Linked DNA regions of Homo sapiens: regions 1 and 2 are each linked to region 3. Evidence: chromatin contacts called from ENCODE Hi-C or POLR2A ChIA-PET data. All regions are on one chromosome and are shown on one strand. Each heading gives the region's core, a stretch centred on a gene start or an enhancer-like site at or near the end of the contact. The rest is flanking DNA. Distances are from core to core; before and after follow the strand shown. Region 1 overlaps MAST2 (microtubule associated serine/threonine kinase 2). Region 2 overlaps MAST2 (microtubule associated serine/threonine kinase 2). Region 3 holds the start of NASP (nuclear autoantigenic sperm protein).

What was found. Hi-C counts contacts between places; a loop is a spot of excess contacts on that map. ChIA-PET counts read pairs that join two places held with the same protein, here RNA polymerase II (POLR2A). Pooled maps may share reads with other maps.
Region 1: a pooled map shows a loop between it and region 3 (2.2-fold over the local background). The contact joins the enhancer-like site here to the promoter of NASP in region 3. A Hi-C loop is called at or near these places in 1 of 50 pooled maps. POLR2A ChIA-PET finds 5 or more read pairs at or near these places in 4 of 52 experiments (GM12878, H1, HEK293 and 1 more).
Region 2: a map of OCI-LY7 shows a loop between it and region 3 (3-fold over the local background). The contact joins the enhancer-like site here to the promoter of NASP in region 3. A Hi-C loop is called at or near these places in 2 of 168 maps with a recorded cell type or tissue (OCI-LY7 and naive thymus-derived CD4-positive, alpha-beta T cell), 14 of 37 single-sample maps with no recorded cell type and 12 of 50 pooled maps. POLR2A ChIA-PET finds 5 or more read pairs at or near these places in 2 of 52 experiments (AG04450 and HEK293).

What each region holds. Positions count from the first base shown.
Region 1 is chr1:45,928,041-45,931,127 of GRCh38, reverse strand. All of the region lies in intron 4 of MAST2 (microtubule associated serine/threonine kinase 2), which reads right to left. Among named protein-coding and RNA genes, the nearest start is that of MAST2, 130 kb to the right of the region's middle. Within about 2 kb of position 1,732, at least 5 of the 41 ENCODE cell types and tissues checked have a DNase peak (open chromatin) inside an H3K27ac peak, as active enhancers do.
Region 2 is chr1:45,842,564-45,845,715 of GRCh38, reverse strand. All of the region lies in intron 3 of MAST2 (microtubule associated serine/threonine kinase 2), which reads right to left. It also overlaps the pseudogene TMA16P2. Among named protein-coding and RNA genes, the nearest start is that of MAST2, 41 kb to the right of the region's middle. Within about 2 kb of position 1,528, at least 3 of the 41 ENCODE cell types and tissues checked have a DNase peak (open chromatin) inside an H3K27ac peak, as active enhancers do; they include OCI-LY7, where a contact is called at or near this core.
Region 3 is chr1:45,582,780-45,585,549 of GRCh38, reverse strand. It overlaps NASP (nuclear autoantigenic sperm protein), which reads right to left and starts at 1,509. Exons shown (of 15, transcript NM_002482.4): 1 at 1,345-1,509. The coding sequence starts at 1,403. RefSeq lists silencers at 814-1,113, 2,024-2,083 and enhancers at 1,614-1,923, 2,374-2,433.

The sequences.
Region 1 (3,087 bases), core at 483-2,982, 350 kb before region 3:
AGGATATTACTGGGACATTTGGTGAAATATGAATTAAACTTGTAGATTAGATGGTAATATTTATTAATGTTAATTTTCTGATTTTAATGGCTGTACTGTTATGAAAATGTCTCTGTAGGAAGTATACACTAAAGTGTTCAGGGCTGATGAGATAACATATCAGGAGCTAATTCAGTATGGGTTAGGACAAGGGCTGTCAAACTTTTTCTGTAAAGGCCAGATAATAAGTATTTTAGGCTTTGCAGGTCACATGTGGTCTCTGTCACATATTCCTTGTTTTTTGTAAATATCCCTTAAAAAATGTAAACTTCATTATTAGCTTGTGGCTTGTATAAACACAGCCCACAGGTCACATTTGGTTCATGGGGTTTATTTTGCTGACCCCTGGTTTGGGGGGTGAAAAGCTCTTTGAACTATTCTTGGAATTTTGACATTAAAAAAATATTTCTGCTAACATCCAGAGAAATCACTTGAAAAGTTCTGGGAATGACTGAATAGGGGTGAATAAGGCTGAAAGCTTATGAAATAAAAAGCATCCCTTTTACTCTACCCCGTGCTGCGAAGTGTTCTATTGCCTATGTGGGCATCTTCTCCTGCTCAGAGGGCCTAGTATGCAGTTGAATGTATGAATGAATGAATGAATGAATGCATCTATCTCAATTTCCCAGGACAGGAAACTGATTCCCTTCACATAAGATAAACAAAACAAAACAAAACAAAACAAAACAAAACAAAAAAAACAAAAAACAGGCCAGGCGCGGTGGCTCACATCTGTAATCCCAGCACTTTGGGAGGCCAAGGCGGGTAGATCATGAGGTCAGGAGTTCAAGATCAGCCTGGCCAAGATGGTGAAACCCCGTCTCTACTAAAAATACAAAAAAAATTAGCCAGGCGTGGTGGTGGGTGCCTGTAATCTCAGCTACTGGGGAGACTGAGGCAGAGAATTGCTTAAACCTGGAGGCGGAGGATGCAGTGAGCTGAGATCGCGCACTCCAGCCTGGGCGACAGAGAAATTCCATCCCCCCTCAAAACAAACTTCATCCTTTAGGAATATTTTAATATGACTTTTTACTTGGCTACATTGAGATACCATTTTTTAGCTCTCAGATTAGCAAAAATTCAAAAGCTTGACAATCATATTGTTGGCAAGGCTGTGTGCAAATAGACATTATCTTAAACTGCTGATGGAAATGTAAAATAGTATAACCATAGACTGTGAAGGGAAACTGGACAATATCTAATAAAACTACATATACATTTAATTTTTGACTCAGCTATCCCAGTTCTAGTAATTTATCCTGAAGATAGCCCTCCAAAAAAAAAAATCCATCTATTTACACACACATATGTATATATTAACAAACAAAGCCATGAAAATTAATTCTTCTGTGTCAAGGATCTATTATTGTAAATTAATCGTTTCTCTGACTACTCCAGTATGCTAGTTTCTTAACAGCAGGACTCTCTAGCCCTAAGCCCATCCTATCTACCAAAATGAGGCCATCAGGATCAGCAATGGCTCCTCCTCTTGTGGCATCTAGGGACATGAAAGAAAAGCTGCTGCCTTCTAGATGCATTCTCACCTCTCAGAGTCCCAGAGTCTACATAACAAGCATGACTACTACAGATAATTCCTCTTTCTACGTGGGCCAGAAGAGGAAGCCAAGGTTTTCCTCAGCTGAGCAATCAGTTAGCTATGTAAATGGCAAACTCCAAGGGGCTTCACCACCAACAACTCCCCCCCTGCTGCTCTGGGCAAACAATCTTCACAACGAAGCAGTAATAAGCAGGTATGAAACACTGACCAAGGAACTGAGGACACTCAGGCTTTAGGCTGAAGACTCAGGAAAGAGTCTAAGCTGAGTCAATGCGAATAAGGGTAATTATCTGTACTTCAGGGTAAAAAAAAACAGATAATGAGGAGAAAATTCTTTTGTGTAAGTACTGTAGTTAATAAAGGGAAGGAGAATCATCTTTTGCAAACTCCTAAGAAAATAATGAATCTAGGTGATAATTATCAATGGCCACTACTAACAAAACAAGGGAGAGACTTGACATTACCCGCCTCCTGACAGATATACACTGAACCAACTGTTAAGTATTCTTCCCACCCCCTCAACCCAACCAAACCACAATCAGGTCAAGCCCCCAGTTTATAGGAAATACAGAGCTCATAAGAACATGTCAGAAAAAAACCTCTGAAGGATGCAATCAGCAAAATCCAGAATGTGGGAAAGTCTACAAGAACAAACAACTCGGTTTCTGCAACAAATAAATTGCAAGGAAAAAAAAAAAGGTGAGAACACCCTAGATTAAAATAAACTTTGCAGTACAGCCTGGGCAACACGGCAAGACCCTATCTCTACAAAAAATAGAAAAAATTAGCCAGGCTTCTGGTGCATGTCTGTAGTCCCAACTACTTGGGAGGCTGAGGTTGGAGGATTGTTTGAGCCTGGAGTTCAAGGTTGCAGTGAGCTGTGATTGTGCCACTGCACTCCAGCCTGGGCAATAGAGAGAGACTCTGTCTCAAAAGGAAAAAAAGAAAAGAAAAAAAAAAAAAGAAAGAGTGATCAGACATCCCAATTATTTTATTTAACAGGTTTATGTCTGTTGTCCCAGTAATATTAACAATCCTCTTTCATTATATAAAATTTCCTAGTTTAGACACTAAATTGTATCACCACCCTACTTAAGAGATGTATTAACCAAATACACTGTGCTGACATAGTTTGGCTACTGATTCCAAAAAACCAACTGCAAAAAAAATTTGAACATAAACTGGATATTTGATTACATTGATAAACTATTGTTTTAGGTGTGGTAATAATACTGTGATTACATTTTTCAGGAGTCCTTACATTTAGAGATACAAATATGTATAGATGAAATGACATAAAATTTGAGATTTGCTTCAAAATAAGCAAGAGAGACAGAGAAAGAAAATAGGTGGGGATGTAGATGAGATAGTATACCATGAGCTGACAATGTAGACGATACTGGGGATGTAGTATGAGTCTTTCTACTTTTGAACATTTTTGAGATTTTTCCATAACACAATGTAAAATTTAGTAAATAAAATTTTCCTAG
Region 2 (3,152 bases), core at 279-2,778, 260 kb before region 3:
TTTTTATTGTGAAAAGTGACAGGTTTTATTTGTGGAGAGAGAACTAAAGATTAGAGACCCAGTGATTTTAATTATGTTACTTTTTCTTCTAAGAGATAAATTAAATTGACATGTAATTCAGCATTTTCAGCATCATGAAAAACATAAATGTTGTACAATGTTTTTCCTAAAAAACTTGTTAAATACAAGTATCCTTAATATGTTTTTAAAAGAGCACAATGCAGGTGTATTTGAGTCTCTTCAAGAAAATAATAAAAACATTAATGCTGTATTAGGTTAACTGGATATCAACTAAGTCTTGTTAACAGTTTAAAGTATCATAACTTTTTTTAACCTCTGAAAATTAAAAATAAAATTTATTTCTGCAATTTCAAAAAAGAAAAAGGAAAAAAACAAAAAGACTAGCACTGATATTTTTTGTATAAGAGTAAAAACAAAACCTGCTCTTATAACTTTTTACTAGTGGTTTAATAATGCCGTTCTCCTTGACATATATGACACCTTACCAAAAACTTGCATAAACGTTCTCCCATGTATTCTAACCATCAACAAATTCAGTAAGATCTCTTTCTGTAACCTCAACTGCTATGGTATGAATGTGTTCCCCAAAATCCATGTGCTGGAAATTTAATTTCCAATGCAACAGTGGTGGGAGATTTGGCCTTTTGAGAGGTGTTTAAGTCATGAAAGCTCTGTTCTCATGAATGGATTAATGTCACTATAAAAAGGGCTTACAGGAATGGATTTCTTCTCTATTGCCCTTCCACCTTCTGCCACGTGAGGAAACACCAAGAAAGCCCTCATCAGATGCTGGTACCTTGATCTTGGGCTTCTGAGCCCCAAGAACTCTAAGAAATAAACCTTGATTCCTTATAAATTACCCAGTTTCGAGTATTCTGTCATAGCAGCACAAAACGGACGAACAAACCAATCAACCAACAAATTTATCTAAAAAAATTTTTTATTTTAAATGCCTTTTAAAAATTTAGATGCTTGGCAGGTGCAGTGGCTCACAACTGTAATCCCGATAGTTTGAAGTCTGAGGCAGGATTGCTTGAGCCCAGGGGTTCGAGACCAAACTGGGAAACACTGTAAAATCCCACCTCTACAAAAAGTTTAAAAATAAAAATTAAGCTGGCCGCGGTGGCTCACACCTATAATCTCAGCACTTTGGGAAGCCGAGGCAGGTGGATCACTTGAGGCCAGGAGTTTGGGACCAGCCTGGCCAACATGGTGAAACACCATCTCTACTAAAAATACAAAAAATTAGCTGGGCATGGTGGCAGGCGCCTGTAATCCCAGCTACTCAGGAAACTGAAGCAGGAGAATCACTTGAACCTGGGAGTCGGAGGTTGCAGTGAGTCACTGCACTCCAGCCTGGGCAGCAAGAGTGAAACTCTGTCTCAAAAAATAAATAAATAAAAGTTTAAAAATAAATAAAAATAAAAATTAGCCAGGCATCGTGGCCCATGCCTGTAGTCCCAACTACTCAGGAGGCTGAGGCAGGAGAATCACTTGACCCTAGCAGGTTGACACTGCGGTGAGCCAAGGTTGCACCACTGCACTCCAGCCTGGGTGACAGAGCAAGATCCTGTCTCAAAAACAAAAACAAAAAAAAGTAAGGCTGTCTATAATTTTTGTAAGACAAATTCAAGATAAGAAAAAAATTTGACGTCACTATTTTTAAGGTATCTTAAATTCTTTACAAATTAACACAAAAGAGATGATAAAAATGCTTAACTATTCAAGATGAAATTCAGCTCCGAATTTGTTCAGGCAAAGTATTTAATGTGTTCTTTTACTTCTCTCTTAAGGATGCTCTTGAGAGTAAGCTAAGACTGCCAATATACTGCTCAAGTCTCATGAAATTTCAAAACTTTTATTTTAAAACCTCTTAACATTACTCATATACCCTTCAAAAGACACTAGATGGCATTAGAAACAAGTTCCTCTTACAAAAAGAAAAACTAAGAGTGAAAAGGACAGCAATTCTCAAGTGAATGCACTTTATCTAAACTCCTACAGTTCTTATCTAAGTTGAATACTTCACTGTCTAACATTATCTATCCTTTCACATGTAATTTTTTCATGTTCCCCTACATTCCTTTTATTTCTCTTTACTCTCTCCCATGGTGATTTAATCCACAGCTTCCAAGTCCACATCTATAGCCCTAAACTGCTGTACTTTACTCTGGACATCTAACTCTTGAAAGGATACCTAAAAAGTGATATCCACATGCAAAAAAATAAACTCTTGCCTCACACTGAATATAAAAACTGACTCAAAATGGGTCGATGAAGTAAATATAAGAAGTAAAACCATAAAATTCATAGAAGAAAACACAGAAGTAAATCATGACCTTGGAGCTGGCAATGGATTCTTAGATATGAAACCAAAAGCATAAGCAATAACAGAAAAACACAGATAAGTTAGACTTCATCAAGGGCATTTTTAAACTTCAAAGGACATTACCAACAAACTAAAAAGACAACACACAGAACAGGAAAAAAATTTGGAAATCATATAACTAAGGGTCTAATACCCAGAATATATAACAAACTTAAAACAACAAAAAAATTCAATTAAAAAAAATGGGCAAAGGACTTGTATAGACATTTTTCCAAAGAAGATATATAAATGGTCAAAAAACACATGAAAAGATGCTCAACATCATTAGTCATTACAGAACTACAAATCAAAACCACAATGAGGTACCACTTCATACTCACCAGGATAGTATAACTAAACAATAATTTTTTAAATGGAATATAACAAGTTGACAAAGATATAGAGAAACTGAAACCTTCAGTACATTGCTAGTGGAACTGTAAAATGGTAAGCTATTACAGAAAACAGTTTGGTTATTCCTCAAAAAGTTGAATTACCGTATTTCTTTGTGATTCCACCCCAGGTATATCCCCAAAAGAACTGAAGACAGGTACTCAAGTACATGTATACATATAGTTCATAGCAGCACTATTCACAGTATCCAAAAGGTGGAAACAGCCCAGTGTCCATCAATGGATAAAAAGTTGTGTTGGACACATACAACGAGATATTATTCAACCAAAAGAAGGAATAAAGTACCAATATATGCTAGAATGTGGATGAACATCCAAACATTATGCTAAATGAAATAAACCAGATACAG
Region 3 (2,770 bases), core at 260-2,759:
ATCGAATCAATGGGGAAAGAGGCAGGTAATGGGAGTTTGAAATTAAAATTGTATTTCCCATGAGTTCCCAAATGATTCTCAGGGTGACTTGAGAACCACTGCTCTACAAGAACGCAGAGAGAAAAGGTGGTAAGCAGAGATATACGTAAATCTCTAACTATAAACAAACAAAGACATAATCATGACAGAGTGTAAGCCTATAGAATATCAATTTAAAAAACTTCACAGCAACCATTCCTTTTACAGGGAAGGCAACTAACCTCTAAAGCGCACAAGATTAGAAAAAAAAATAGAACCAGATGCCTAAAAAAATATGGCAAGATTGGGAAATCAGACCTACTGTATGGGAAACAGCACTTGTTTCCTTGAACTCGTGTAGTGTTTCCCTCCACTGTTCAAAAAACAGATTACGCCTGAGTGGCACTGTGCCGCTTTCAAAACAATCCTATCTTGTTTCCCTCCAGTCCTTCTCCACTTCGTGCATACTACTGCCGATTCACCTAGCAACCAAACAGTGCTGGTGAGAGCTCCAGACAGCGCTTCCTGAAGACGCTTTACGTCCGGTAATGTTCCCCCCAAACAGACACCACCTCCAAAGTCTAAAGAACGACAATCCTCCCCACCACAGGCAGGGGCTCACGGAGTCGCGGGGAGCGATAACTATCTCCCAGCACAAGACGTGAGCGAGGTGTCGGGGGGAACTAGCCTCGCCGGCCCCACGGAGATAGTCCAAAGCTCCTGCTGGAGCCGCAGCGGCCCCAAACAATGGAGTTTTCCCGCCTCCTCAAGGCCCCGCCCCCTGCCCCAGGGCCGGCGAGGGAAGCGAACGCACGCGCGCAAAACCCCGCCCTCAGCAAGGCCCCGCCCACCCCGACCCCTCAGGTCCAGCCTCCTTCCTCGTGCAAGGTTTTTTTTCCCTTTTGGCGCCAAATCTTCGTTGGTTATATTCCCGGGTTATCCAGGGGTTCTACCAGAGGCACACGCTGGGGACAGAAGGGGCGTGAAGGCCAACCCGCGCGCCAGGGCCCCGCCTCCCGGCCAACCGCCCCGGGCTGGGGGAGGAAGGAGAGGGGCAGGCGAAGGATACAGCCGCCGCTGCCCCCGGCAAGATGGCGGCCGCGAAAAGCGGGGCAGGGGGCGCCAGCCGACCGCCGTTACCGCTGCTGCGCGAGGCTCTCAGCAAAAGAAGGACTGCTCCAGTGACCAGGCCTTCCCGAACAGCGACAGCTGCTCTTGGGAAGGCAAGTACTCCCGCCCACCGGTCTGCCCCTTCTCCGGAGCCCCCGTCCATTAGCCCTCCCCGCGGACTGGCCAGTGCCTTAAGCTTTCCACAGTCCCGCTTACTTGTCGGCAGAAACCAGCTCCGCGGCGACGGCGGCAGTGGCTGTGGACTCCATGGCCATCGTTCCCCTGAGGTGGCGAACCAGCGAACGGAATAGAGCCTGCGAGAAAAACAGGCAATTTGGGACGCCAGAGACTCACTCAGGGACAGAAAATGGCAGATTAGAGACCCCGCGCGGCCGGGGCCCTTTTATATACGAGGACCCTTCGCCCCGCCCATCCACTTCCGGATCCTCCCCCTCGGGTTTAAAGGGCCAGGACTCACCACCCATACCCTCCGTCCCCCGCCGGCCTACCACTATCTAGACACCTCCTGCCCTCTCCATATGGCTCCGCGGGATTGTTTCCCTCCCTAGCCCGACTTCTCCAATAAACAGCAACTTCCTGCTTCTCCAGCAAGTCGCATAAGAAGAACTGGAATCTTGACACTACAACTCCTGACAGGACGCCCCTGCGGCATCCAGAGACAGGGAAGCCAGTGCTGCTCTGCATGTTCAGGGCGAGTAGCTGAGAGTCTCCTTCCGGCCTGGATACTGAGGAAGGTGACTTAGACTTTCTCTCCGTCCTCTGAGTCGTAACGGACGGACACGCAAGGGCCGAGGACGGGTACAAGCAGCAGCGACTAGAACTGATCTGGGTGAGATCTAGGCCTCAGCAACAACTGACGCAAAAAGATTTTGTTCTAGGATTGGCTACAGCTGAAACTACCGCGCTTGATTCAAAGCTCGGGGCTTGCAGCGGGAGGCAGCTGGCTCCTCCCTCTGAACCCGCCCCCTTTGGCTGGCCCAATCCGCTGATCCCATCCTCTTAGGCCCTGCCCAGACTCCAAATCTACCAGAATTAATGCTCCCAGCGCTGTTTGTCCACTCCTGCCTATGATTTGCTGTGTGACTACTACTCGTGGGGGTACCGTGATTAGACGCTTTAAAGCTATTAGCTATCTTGTTTAATATTAACAATGCTACTAGTGAGATCAGTGTTAGTCTGTTTCTTAGAAAAATAAACCAAGGGGCCGGACGCGGTGGCTCACGCCTGTAATCCCAGCACTTTGGGAGGCCTAGGCTGGTGGATCACGAGGTCAGGAGTTCAAGACCAGCCTGGCCAAGATGGTGAGACCCCCCCGTCTCTACTAAAAAATACAAAAATTAGCCGGGCGTGGTGGCGGGCGCCTGTAATCCCAGCTACTCGGGAGGCTGAGGTAGGAGAATACTAGAACCCGGAAGGCAGAGGTTGCAGTGAGCCGAGAGCTCGCCACTGCACTCCAGCCTGGGCAACAGAGCGAAACTCCGTCTCAAAAATAAATAAATAAATAGGCCAAGGTTCCAACCTGGCCAACATGGTGAAACCCCGTCTCTACTAAAAATACGAAAATTAGCCAGGTGTGGTGGCAGGCTCCTGTAATCCCAGCTACTCGGGAGGCTAAGGCAGG